Linked DNA regions of Homo sapiens: regions 2 and 3 are each linked to region 1. A link is a contact called in ENCODE Hi-C data. All regions are on one chromosome and are shown on one strand. The core of a region is the stretch at or near the end of the contact, and the rest is flanking DNA. Distances in the headings are between cores, read along the strand shown. Region 1 overlaps L3MBTL4 (L3MBTL histone methyl-lysine binding protein 4). Region 2 has its middle 27 kb from the start of LINC02856. Region 3 overlaps LOC124904243 (a long non-coding RNA gene).

Region 1 (4,227 bases), core at 1,235-3,734:
AAAAAGTGCTTGTTGGAATAGTATCAACAGCAGGAACTCAAACCCTGCCCTCAGGAATGAAAGCTGGAGGCTGAGCTCCTTCCTAGAGTCGTGACTGCCTCCTGCTCTAGGACGTGTCTTATCTGCCACTTCCCTGCATATTAAGTGACTTATTCCCTCAGGATGCTACTGTGTTTGCCAATCAGCCCCTTGCAAGAGCCTGCATTGGGGCAGCAAGGCACAGGGAGCCTGATGCTCCAGGCCAGTCAGCCTGGGTGGGAGAAGCGCAGAGGACAGGGGAGGCCATGGCAGCCCCTTGGGGAGGGAGGGAGCTGACTCAGTTCCTGGATGGAACCAAGGAAGGAGACAGAGATGTGCAGAGGTGAGTGGAAGACTCTGGGGCCTAGTTTGGGTAGCCACTGAGGAAACCATGAGGAGACGGAGGCCTGCCTGGAGGAACAGCCGCAGCTTGCAGGGAGGAGCTGGGCACCACAGGGCACATGCCCGCCTGGGAGGAGGGGCCTCTCAGTCCTCAGAGATGCCACTGTGTGGAGCAGGCAGTGGGGCTGAGGCTGGCCTGAGTGCAGAGGGACCACTTCTCCCTGGATGAGGGAGCAGGACTGAGGTGGGAAGGTTACCCATTGAGAGCTGTTGTAAAGCCTGACAGCCGGAGCCCCAAGGATCTGGCTGTCCCCTGGAGGTTGGAGAGGAATGCCTGAAAGATGCCCTCCGGAGTCCAGAGACTCCTAAACTCGGTTCCCTCAGTCCTCCCTGCCAGGACACAAGACCTGGTAAGGAAACAGCAGCTGGGTTGCCGCACACTCCTTTAGCATTGAGTGATTTGGGGTTGGGCAGCGACACTTTTAGAGAAAGTGGCTCTAACTCTGAACAGTTCCTAACCTAGTTTTGAAAGTCATTCTTTGCTTTTGTAGTAAATGAAAAATATCCCTGCCTTCTGGCCTGCGTGCGTTCATTCAGCCTTCATTCATCCACTCAACAGGTATTTGTTGAGCATCAGTTATAAGCCAGACAAACACATGGCTCAGAGTCTCAGGGCAAATGAACCATGGAACCAACACAAGCACCCAAGTCATCCCCCAGACAGACTCTTCCGCTCCTCTAGACTGTCCATGACCTCCTGTCTTCACGCCTTCTGTTATTGGATTTCTGGGGCAGGGTGTAATCCAGGCTACTCAAGCCCTGTTATCATTACTCCACAAGAGTCATGTTAATTGGATCCAGCCACCCAGCCTCTTCCTGCACCCAGGGTGGGTCTGGAGAGAGGCCATGGGCTCAGCACTCTTCTGGACACACACCATCCCAGCAGAAGCAGAATGCTGGCTACTTACAGAGTTTGAAAGTTTCTACTGGCCGTATTTAACGTAATCAGAAGAAACAAGTAAAATTAGTTTTGACGACATATTCTATTTCACCCAATAGATCCAAAACATCATTTCAACATGTAAATCAAGATTCAAAAAATTATTAAGGAGATATTTTACATTCTGCTTTTTCTACTAAGTGATCAAAATCCAGGAGGTACTATAGCACATCTCAGTTTGCACGCTTCACATTTCAGGTGCTCTGTAGTGTGGCTAGTGGCTACTGTTATTGGATAGTACACAGGTGTGGGGCATCCAAGGCTCTTCATTCAACTTCTAACCCTCTCGATAGCCCACTAAGCAGTGGACAATCTCTGACTCTTGTGTGCTTCATCTCCCATATTTATATAAAATTGGTTAAGAGACTGCTTGTGATGAGGGAAGACCAATAGCTAAAATTAGAAAACTGCAGATATTCGTTTATGAATTCTGGATAATAAGGGTATGAGAAACAGAAGACAGTGCAGCAGACAGGCCATGCCCATGTCTGAGGAGCAATATGACTTGGCATCTAAGAAACAGCATGTGCTGAGTGCCTGCTGTCAGAGAGAGGAGCGTTCCTGAGGAGCTCCTGTTCCCATACGGAAATAGACAGTTGTCCTGCACATCATGGTGAAGCCTCTCTTGTTCTGCTTTTTACTTTTGTTTTGTGGATAAAGAAATGGAAATGAAGGGGAATGAGTAGACTCAGAAGCATCAAAATCAAGAGAAGAAAGTGCAGCTGAGAAATGATAGCTTCAAGCACGTTCAGTACGCAGGGCATGAGAACAGGTGATCGTGGGAAGAAAACAACGTTCCCAGCTGAAAAGCCATCTCTGAACATTTCCTTGCTTCTCCAGCAGAAGTCACTATGGAAGCACAGGTCCTGGGTGGAGTAACTTCTCAGTCAGTGCCAGATAAATTGATGGGACTTGGTCGGTGACTGTCACAGATTACACAGTGGGTGAGAGCAATCACATAATTGGATTTGGGGACCGACTGCATTTTTTTTATTTCCTCCTTTTTGCAGCAGAGAACACAGTAGAACTGCTACCCCTTTCATTGAAGAGAAGGTTACTTGTGAAATGGGTCTCCGTTTTTAGTGGGATTAAAAATAACTCAAGGCCCAGTCATGCAGACTGTGGTTTACCATTTATGACTCACTTGCTTCAGTTTTGTTTTGTGAGGCTTTTGTGAAGAAACAGACATATTTTTAAAGAACATTTCCATAAAGGATTTTCCTTCTCATTTGTCAGGGTAGAGCAGAGGTGGGAAGGATGGGTGAGAGGGCAGAGAAGAAATCAGGGACCTACCATTATGTTATTTTCAGACAAAATTAAATCCTTTAGTTTCTAAAAAATATTCTTCCTCTTTTTAAAAAAAAAAAACAAAACAATAGAGACAGGGTTTCTCTGTCACCCAAACTGGGATGCAGTGGTGCGATCATAACTCATTGCAGCTTTGACCTCCTGAACTCAAGTGATCCTCCTGCCTCAGCCTCCCAAGTAGCCAAGACTACAGGTGCATGTCACCATGCCCAGCTAATTTTTTCTTTTTTGTAGAGACAGGGTCTCACCGTGTTGTCAAGTCTGGTCTTGAACTCCTGGCCTCAAGCAATCCTCCCAACTTGGCCTCCCAAAGTGCTGAAATTACAAGTGTGAGCCACTGCACCTGGCTGAATACTTTTCTTTTTAATCTGTGGAATGGGAAGCAGACGGTGCTCTGCCTCGTGTCGCAAGTCTGTTTGGTCGTTTCACTGGAAAGGCAGCCCTAGGTCACACGCTGTCCACAACTGGCAGGTCTGGCTGTCTCAGGCACTCTGGAAAAATTGGCCTTCCCCTGGCTGTGGCGTTCTGACTTTTAAAGGCAGATAGACTTACCAGTGGACTTGCATCTCATCAGGGAATCAACCAGGTTCCAGTGTGTTTATTGCCTCTATAGGAAGGGCAAGCAATGACTTTTCTTTGGAGATGGGTTACTCCTCTCTGAGTGCTGCTAGACTCAAGATCCATGGCCAAGTCTTCCAGTGCTGTGGTCCAGGGCCTCTTCAGACCCTGCAGCTGGACACAGAGCTGAACATATCTGAACATATTGGCCTTGGAAACTTGAGGGTACAGTATATCTGTAAGCACCTTGAATGAAATCTTTAAGCTCTTCATCATATATTTTTTTAAAGGCCATAAAATCCAAAAGAAACACCCATAGCAAGGAAAATGGTAGCAAAACAATTCTTTCAACCAAATCCCCCAATGACAAACCACTGACATTACAAGTTTTATGTATTCTGTTTTCTAGAAGGAGAAGGCATCCTACACGTAAGGACATCTTTATTTATTGTCACATTGGTGTTAGAGGCAAAGGCAGTATTACATATACATTTCATTTTCTGGTGCAGAGAACATTTTGATTAATTAAAATGTTAAAACCTCCAGTAGGAGGGCTGCTTTTGCAGGCTGAATTTCCTTGGCTGACTTTTAGGGGAGCTGGATAGGAGTCATGACGGCAATGAGGTCGTGCAACTGGGAAGCATCTCATGTCCCTCAGCTGTGTTAGGTGGAAACAGGGCTGTGATGCCAGCTCTGGTGGATGAAGTACACAAGTGACCCTTCTGCCCTGTCATTGTGGCAAACATCCTTATCAAATCTGGAAGGCTCCATTTACCCAAAATGCCCAAGATAGAAGAATCTGATCCGTCTGATTTGATGAGAATGGTTTCTGGAAACGGTCTATGCCTTCATCATCAGCTTATGTTCTTTAATTTATTAACAACTTTTTAGTGAGTATCTGATGTGACATAAATCGTGCTGGGCTTTGTAAAAAAAAGTTAAAATCAGTATATTCGCATATTACAAAAATTTATGCAAATTTTAAGTGGATATTTTCAAAA
Region 2 (4,227 bases), core at 823-3,322, 3.7 Mb before region 1:
CAAAACAAAACAAAAAAAAAACGACAGATCATTCCAAGTACTGGTGAAGATATAGAGCAACTGGAATCCTCATACACTGCTGGTGGGAATGTAAAATGTTACAAACCTTTTGGAAAAGAGTTTGGCATTTTCTTAAAATCTTAAACATTCACCTGCCATATGAGACAGACACTACACTCCTAGGTATTTATCAAGAGAAACAAACGCACATGCTCAGAGCACTCTATTTCTAATTGCCCCGAATGGGAAACAACCCAAATTCAACAGGTGAATGGATAAACAAATTGCGCTACGTCTGCCAAATCCACTGCCCACTCCTCACTGTGCTCCAAATACAAGCAACCAACATTGGTCATTGTCTCAACATAAGCAGAGGCACAGGCATTGTCCATTCACTGCACATTCTTTTGGAGTCTCATCTATGTGGAAAAAGAGGATATTCAAACGACATCGGGGTGAGCCACACTGGGTAACCAGTTTAAGGAGCAGAAGATGGTAGTCAAAAGCTATTTCAAGTCCTCCTTAGCCAGTACTATTTCCTATCATATCTGGATAGGTTTTTTTTATCTCTTTTTAGCATCTAACATTCTCATTTTTAGGGGGACTTCATTTTTCCCCATGTATTTTCAATAGACCGTGGCCCCATCTATTATTTTTGAAGAGGAAAACTCCTGGTGCCAAAAAGTCCACCGATCCTTGGTTCAGACAAGGACTTCCAATTGCTTAATGTCAGATGAATACTGAAAGGTCACCAGAGGATACACCACGGTAAAAACTCTATGAACTCGATACTGAAATTTTCTTGTTAAGCTCATGCTGGAAGGCGGGAGAGTAGAAAATAAGTTGTAAAATGGCCCAGGGCTTAATTTATTTAAAGCTTTGGTTAAAAACGTTTGCTGCTTTGAATTGTTTTAAGAGAAACCACAAAGATGTTCAGTAGTGGAAGAAAAGAATTCCAGAGAGGGCTTTAACTACCCTGTTACCTTCATAGCACCTCCCAGCGGTAATCCACAAAAATGATATTTTTTGTATGGAAAGTTGACCTTTTTCTCAATATTATGCAAATTGAATAAAAATCTGTGCTGTTTTAGATGCTATGCAAGTTAACATGATATCCAAGTAAAAACTCTAAGTTTGCTATGAAATACATCTCTGATTACAGCCAGATTGCTACCTCTGAACATTTTTTAGGCAGAAAAAAATGTAGCCAGCTCATTGGTTTTCTGAGATAAATACCTAAATTTTTGCAACCCAAGACTGTTCTATTTTCTTTACCATCTGGTTCTAGGAACACAGGGACACCATGACTATTGAAGTGTTGAAGATTCCAGATGAAACGTTTTTTAAAATGTAAGCCTACACTGCAGGGCATGGTGTTGTGCCTGGAGTCCCGGCTACGTGGGAGGCTGAGGTGGGAGGATCCCTTGAGCCCAGAAATTCTAGTGCAACCTGAGCAACACAGTGAAACCTCATTTTTAATAAAATATTTTTTAAGCCTACACTTCCTAAATTTTGTATAGTGACTGCACTAAGCACATTATATATTTTCTTCTTTAGTACTCACACTAATAGTATTCAATAACGCTATTGCTTCCTGTTTTTGACAGATGAGAAATATGGGGCATGATGGGAATGGCAAGTGTTGGGAATAAGGGTGTGTAACCACCCTCTTCTCCCAGATGCCTGTGTCCTTGAGCAATCTGCTCTTTGCAAAGAGGTTGGACCAGCCTCTGGGTGATTTCTAACCTCTAACATTAGAGGGCAGTGACTCTAAGCTAAAACGCCCTTGTGGGATCCACCGTGCTGGTATCAAGCCATGAAGAGGAAGCATGTGTGCTACAGAAACTCATAGGTGAAAGCAGCATCTTTTACTGCCTTATACACTTGTAGAGTGGGAAGTTTTCGTTCTGGTTGACACCATGCACAACACATAAGAGAAATGGTTAGACTGTTTGAGGAAGTGCACACTAAAATGCCTGACCCCTGCACAGAGGTGAGTGGATGCCATCTGGCCGAGAGGTTCCTGTTATTAGTATCTAATCAGGTTTCCCTGGTAGCTAGAGAACTGCATGACTTGTTGACTGGAAGGCCTCTTACCTCACAAGGGTGTGGTTTCAGAGGTTTCTGAAGAACAAGTGTGGGAGAACTAACCATGACTAAGGCATCTCAGGTCAATGCAGGTGAATGATTAACCCCAGCTCTCTTTTTTTTTTTTTTTTTTTTTGAGACAGAGTCTCACTCTGTCACCAGGCTGAAGTGCAGCGGCGCCATCTCGGCTCACTGCAAACTTCGCCTCCCGGGTTCAAGCGATTCTCCTGCCTCAGCCTCCCGAGTAGCTGGAACTACAGGTGTGTGCCACCACACCTGGCTGATTTTTGTATTTTTAGTAGAGACCAGGTTTCACCATGTTGGCCAGAATGGTCTCCATCTCTTGACCTCATGATCCCCATGCCTCAGCCTCCCAAAGTGCTGGGATTACGGGATTACAGGCGTGAGCCACTGTGCCCAGCCGACCCCAGTTCTAAGAACTCTTGTTCCATTATGGGTAGGGAGATCATAACTAGGGAAACCATCCAGGTGGTGAGGATGCGAGCCAGAGAAAAGCCAGAGCCTGCCAATTCAGCTTTGGAATGTTCCAGAAAAGCATTCCTGAGACTCTGATAGCATTTATATGCTGGAATGATTTCTATTTCCCTATATAAAGGATATTTTTATTTTCTTACTGGCTAGTACCAAATTCAGAACATGGAGGCTTTAAAAATTATTCAGTGAATAAATGAAAAATAAAACCTTCATTTACATTGAAAACAGGTATTTCTTATATACAATGATTTTTTTCTTCTAATTTATTTTTTCCTAAAAGGAACAAAGGGAAAAAATTATAAAGTCAAGAGCAAAAAATGGATAAATTAGAAAACATAAAACAACACATTTGGTAGACAAATCCAAGAGCTGGTTCGCTGAAGAAAATAGACAATTTGTGTACAAATGTTACCAAGAAAACAAGAGGAGAGTCAACATACATTTGTTGTTAAACAGTAAGTTAATAAGTGAGATTTTGGTGAAAAAAACATTTACTGTGTGTGGAATAGATAATTTTCTAAGAAAATATAAGTGATCAAAACTGATGTTACCAATAAAACTATCAACAGGATTTTTAAAAGTAAACTGATGAATTCTAAATTTCATAGGAAGGACAAACAAACAATAAAGGTCAGACAAAATCTTAAAAAAATGGTATAAGAGGAGAGTGGCCCTATCAGATATTTTAATATATTTTAAAGCTACAGTGATTAAAATTGTGTGGTACTGACACTTGAATACGAAAATCAGCCAAGCATGGTGGCATGCACCTGTAGTCCCAGCTACTTGGGAGGCTAAGGAGGGAGTATCACTTGAGTCCAGGAGTTCAAGGCTGCAGCGAACCATGACTGTGCTACCACACTCCAACCTGGGCAACAGAGTGAGATGCTGCCTTTAAAAAAAAAAAATGAATAAAAAGAAGATCATCTGGAACATCATGTCCAGACTAGACCAAAAGAAATATAGAAATTTAGTATAAGACATAAGCAACATTTCAGATCAGGGAGGAAAGATGTTTTATCTAAATATATTGTGTTGGAGACAAAAAGAATCACAAGGAAATCTTAAATTATGTTGATATTAGTAGTAATGTTAGTATTGATATTTTAAAATTATTTCATACACACAGAAAGATATACACATTGTATGTATGATGTATATACGTAAATACTAGCCAGGATGCAATCAGAGAAGCAGAATCGCTAGAAATAATAGAGCATGAAGGATTCCTAAAGGGATTTGACATTACACAGTTGTGGGAGCTGGCTAGACAGCCTCCGTTTGGCTCTTTACGCCTGACACTGAGCCTGAAGTCATAAGGCCGTGGTCAGGAAGGAAAAATGCATGTGAAATGGGGCCGAGCAGAAATTCCCTTGCCTCACCCCACTGCTACCTCTCCTGTCTTCACACCTGGCCCAGAACTTGGAGAAGCTGCAGGAAGAGATCACATGGGGCCTGGAGGATTCTGCCTCCGGACTCTGTCTGCACAACAGAGGAGCCGGCAGGCCTGCACATGCCATGAGTTCCAACAGGGCCTAGCCTAGCCCAACATTCAGAGGGTGAGCACTGCTACTTCTTGACTGCTGCCTTTCAAATCTCACAAATTTCCCTGTGTCCAACTCTAACCAAACGTCTACCAGGAAG
Region 3 (4,227 bases), core at 1,051-3,550, 3.1 Mb before region 1:
GGAGGATCGCTTGAGCCCAGGAGGTTGAGACTACAGTGAGCTGTGGTTGTGCCACTGCACTCCAGCCTGGGCAACAGAGCAAGACCCTGTCTCAAAAACAACAACAACAACAACAACTGTTTAAACAAAAAAAGACAAAACTGTGTTCCCATAGGAACGTTGTTTTTGTTGAGTCCCAGGCTATAACTTTTTTTACAATTTTATTTTATTTACTTATTTATTTAGGATACAGAGTTTTACTGTCAGAGGCTGGAGTGCAGTGGCACAATCTCAGCTCACAGCAACCTCTGCCTCCCGGGTTCAAGGAATTCTCCTGTCTCAGCCTTCCGAATAGCTGGAGTTACAGGCACCCGCCACTACGCCTGGCTAATTTTTGTGTTTTCAGTAGAGACAGGGTTTCACCATGTTTGCCAGGCTAGTCTTGAGCTGCCGACCTCAGGTTATCTGCCCATCTCGGCCTCCCAAAGTGCTGGGATTACAGGTGTGAGCCACAGCGCCTGGCCCGAGGCTATTATTTTTGATAAGAAAATGTTTTGTGATTTTGCATTTGCCTAGGAAGGCAATGACTGACACATCTGACACATTTATAATCACAAATTAAAACAAAAGCACCAGAACTCCCCAGGTCAGATAGGATGCTGGGTATGCCAAATTGGAGCATGCAGGATGTCAGACGACTTCTCTGAGGGCACTTATATTTCCTTATTTCTTTATTCGCATCTGGTTCTCCTTTGTTACTCTGTAATGCCCTATACTTCTCCAAATACAGCACTTACCCACTGTATTATAAGTACCTGTTGATTTGTCTCTCTCTCCCCCTTGAACTGCAATTGAAAAAAGTAAATGATAAATATGAGTAGAATTAATGAATTCAACAACAATTTATTAGATACCTAGTGTATGACAGACAGCTTTTAGGCATTGGGGTTTGGAGCACAGTGGCAAATAGAATCCCTGACTTCATGGAGTTTTTATTGTAGTCAGAGGAAACAGATCATAACAAGGAAATAGACATCTTCACTACCTCAGATAGTGATAAGTGCTATGGATAAAAATAACACAGGGGGCTGGGCATGGTGGCTCACGCCTGTAATCCCAGCACTTTGGGAGGCCTAGGTGGGAAGATTACTTGAGCTCAGGAGTTCGAGACCAGCCTGGGCAACATGGCGAAACCCCATCTCTACTAAAAATACAAAAATTAGCCAGGCACGGTGGTGGGCGCTTGTAATCCCAGCTACTAAGAAGCCTGAGGTGGGAGAATCGCTTGAACCCGGGAGGTGGAGGTTGTAGTGAGCCAAGATTGCATCATTGTACTCCAGCCTGGGCGACAGAGTGAGACTCTGTCTCAAAACAAACAAACAAATAAAGCAATGGGGAATGCTGGGGTAGGGGAGCCCTGAAGAAGCAGCAGGAATAAGCCCCGTGGACAGCTGGTGGAGGGGGCATCCGGGCGGAGGGAGGGGTTGTGCATATGCCAAGGGCCAGGCATGGGCATTTGTGTTCCAGGTATTGGGGGGTGGGGCATGGGGAGGCCGTGAGAGGACAGTAATCAGATCAAAGAGATGTAGGACCTTGCACGTCACTACAAGGAGTTAGCTTTCTTCTCTTCTTCCTCCTCCTCCTCCTCCTCCTCCTTCTTCTTTCTTTGGCTAAAGCTGTCCTCCCCTCAGCCTCTTGAGTAGCTGGGACTACAAGTGTTCACCACCACACCTGGCTGGCCTTCTATTCTGAATGAGTTAGGAGTCAATGGGAGGTTTTGAGTAGGAAGAGATATGATGTGGTTTTCCATTTGGAAAGGACCCTGTGGCTGCTGAATTGAGAATGGTGTGAGAAAGTAAAGACTGAAGCAGAAAAACAGTTTGGAGGCTACTGCAACAATCCAGGCAAGAAGTGATGGTGGCTTCATCATGGAGGAAGGGAGCCACTCAGGTTCTGGATAGCCTGGGAGGTTGAGCAAGCCATGAAATGGGAGAGAAAAAGAGGAATCAAGCCTGATTCCGAGACTGCTGGCAGGAGCGCCTGGAAGGATGATGGTTACCTTCTCTATGGAGGGGAAGGTATGGGAGAAGACAGCATGGTGTGTGAAGAAGTCCAGAAGTTTGGTTTTGGACATATTAAGTTTCAGTTGCTTAGTAGATATATCTTTCTTATTTATGTTGAATTCTCCATCCAACTTAGAGGGTAGACAGGGTTTCTTTTTCAGTATTACAATCTAACAGGAACTGAGAACTTACAGAACAGACCAGTAGGAACTGAAACAGTAGAAGGGTTGGGGAAGAGGGTTTTGAGTGTTTTTGTTTAAATATAAGGAGACAAATTTACATCCCACAATCCGTTTTCCTTCAGCAACTAGTAGTACTTTTCTCGCAGTCTTTAACAGCTAGCCAGGGCCACTAGCTCTCAGTGTTGTACTCCCTTGGACTAGGTAATTCTGAAGGAAAGATCAGAATAATGAGAAGTATGTGGGTCCTATTGGGAAAGGCAGCCCACCATGGACCCTGAAGGTCCCTGCCTGTTCTTGCTGAGTGTGCTGGATTTTTTTTTTTTTTTTTTTTTGAGACGGAGTCTCACTCACTCTGTCGCTCAGGCTGGAGTGCAGTGGCGTGATCTCAACTCACTGCAACCTCCGTTTTCTGGGTTCAAGCTATTCTCTTGCCTCAGCCTCCCGAGTAGCTGGGATTACAGGCATCCACCACCACGCCTGACTAATTTTTGTATTTTTAGTGGAGACATGTTGGCCAGGCTAGTTTTGAAACCCTGACCTCAGGTGATCCGCCCTCGTTGGCCTCCCAAAGTGCTGGCATTACAGGTGTGAGCCACTGCGTCCAGCCGAGTGTACTGGATTTTAAGACTGATCTGTCTCCTGATACTGAATGGTTTCTCTGGTTAGTCACACAGGCAATTAAGCAGGTCAAAGTGGAGAAAGACTGGCTTATTTGCTGCTTGCTCAAGGGCTGGGCCCTTAGCCCTGGGTTCCTCTCCTGTAATGCAACCCACTGCATGCGCAGGTATCATCTAGGACTATCATGTCATCCCTGTGTTGTGTATGGGGAAGGGAACTAGTGCAAATATGCTCATGTTGTTTGCTGTGCTGTGCTGTTAGTAATAAAATCCTTTGTCTCTGACCCAAGAGTCTTATGTCTTCTGCCAGCATCAATGAAACAGTTAACAGTGTAAGTTGGAGAAAGTTCCAGAGCTTTTACAGTTCTTGACAGGCCTCATCTCTCTCAAAGGAGTCTAAAGCTCCATCTGGGATTAAGGGGTAGCTTGGGGTGAAACATGATGGGGATCTGGCCAGATGCCCCAGGTCCAGCTAGGAAGGAATCCATTTTCTCTTGGGGACTTTGGTACTGAATGAAATATTTGGAGATGGGAGCAAAATGAAGGAAACAGATTATATGAAGTTTAAGGGATTAGGCTAATTTCCAATTTGTTGATACTCCTTGATTCAACATATAGTGGTAAACATGAGTCCTTTTGTAATCCCTTAGGCTTAAGTAGAAGATGGGGACAGGTGGAAAGTGCATTTTTAGAGTAAAGGTAGCAGATAATGATTGCTGAAACAAAAGAAATCCAAGTCCACTTTTGCCTAGGGAGGGACAGTTGGCCAGGCCACAAAAAAAAAAAAAAAAAAAAAAAAAAGAAAGAAAGAAAGAAAGAAAAAGAGCAGGGCCTGAATTTTTACAAAGAAAATCAGTTCGCCATTTCCTTTTAAGAAATTTTAGCCTGGCTAGACCACTGGTGTGCTGACTCTCCTCATTCACATTAATTACTATGGAGACCACCTCCCTTCTGTGTGGTGCTGATGCCCAGTGAGGGACCATCCAGCAGATGCCTATGGAAGTGCTGGGGGAAGTACAAGGCCTAGAAGAGTTTATTTATTGTCTATGGGAACACCAGAAGGAGATATCATTTCAGTAAGCATCACCTTTTAAAAATGGACAGTACTGGCTGGGCGCGGTGGCTCAGGCCTGTAATCCCAGCACTTTGGGAGGCCGAGGCGGGTGGATCACGAGGTCAGGAGATCGAGACCATCCTGGCTAAAACCGTGAAACCCTGTATCTACTAAAAACACACACACACACACACACACACACACACACACACACACACACACACTCACAAATTAGCCGGGCTTGGTGGTGGGTGCCTGTGGTCCCAGCTACTCAGCAGGCTGAGGCAGGAGAATGGCGCGAACCCGGGAGGCGGAGCTTGCAGTGAGCGGAG

The links. A loop is a pair of places that touch in the nucleus more often than their neighbours do. Pooled maps may share reads with other maps.
Region 2: a loop to region 1 is called in a map with no recorded cell type, with 25 times the contacts of the local background. The contact joins two enhancer-like sites. A Hi-C loop is called at or near these places in 2 of 37 single-sample maps with no recorded cell type and 1 of 50 pooled maps.
Region 3: a loop to region 1 is called in a map with no recorded cell type, with 5 times the contacts of the local background. The contact joins two enhancer-like sites. A Hi-C loop is called at or near these places in 2 of 37 single-sample maps with no recorded cell type and 2 of 50 pooled maps.

What each region holds. Positions count from the first base shown.
Region 1 is chr18:5,973,473-5,977,699 of GRCh38, reverse strand. All of the region lies in intron 16 of L3MBTL4 (L3MBTL histone methyl-lysine binding protein 4), which reads left to right. The region is part of intron 1 of LOC121725015 (a long non-coding RNA gene); the gene reads right to left. Among named protein-coding and RNA genes, the nearest start is that of TMEM200C, 80 kb to the right of the region's middle. Within about 2 kb of position 2,484, at least 2 of the 41 ENCODE cell types and tissues checked have a DNase peak (open chromatin) inside an H3K27ac peak, as active enhancers do.
Region 2 is chr18:9,671,221-9,675,447 of GRCh38, reverse strand. No RefSeq gene overlaps it. Among named protein-coding and RNA genes, the nearest start is that of LINC02856, 27 kb to the right of the region's middle. RefSeq lists an enhancer at 1,998-2,047. Within about 2 kb of position 2,072, at least 16 of the 41 ENCODE cell types and tissues checked have a DNase peak (open chromatin) inside an H3K27ac peak, as active enhancers do.
Region 3 is chr18:9,060,329-9,064,555 of GRCh38, reverse strand. LOC124904243 (a long non-coding RNA gene) reads left to right here. Exons shown (of 2, transcript XR_007066278.1): 2 at 1,798-3,125. Among named protein-coding and RNA genes, the nearest start is that of NDUFV2, 40 kb to the left of the region's middle. Within about 2 kb of position 2,300, at least 5 of the 41 ENCODE cell types and tissues checked have a DNase peak (open chromatin) inside an H3K27ac peak, as active enhancers do.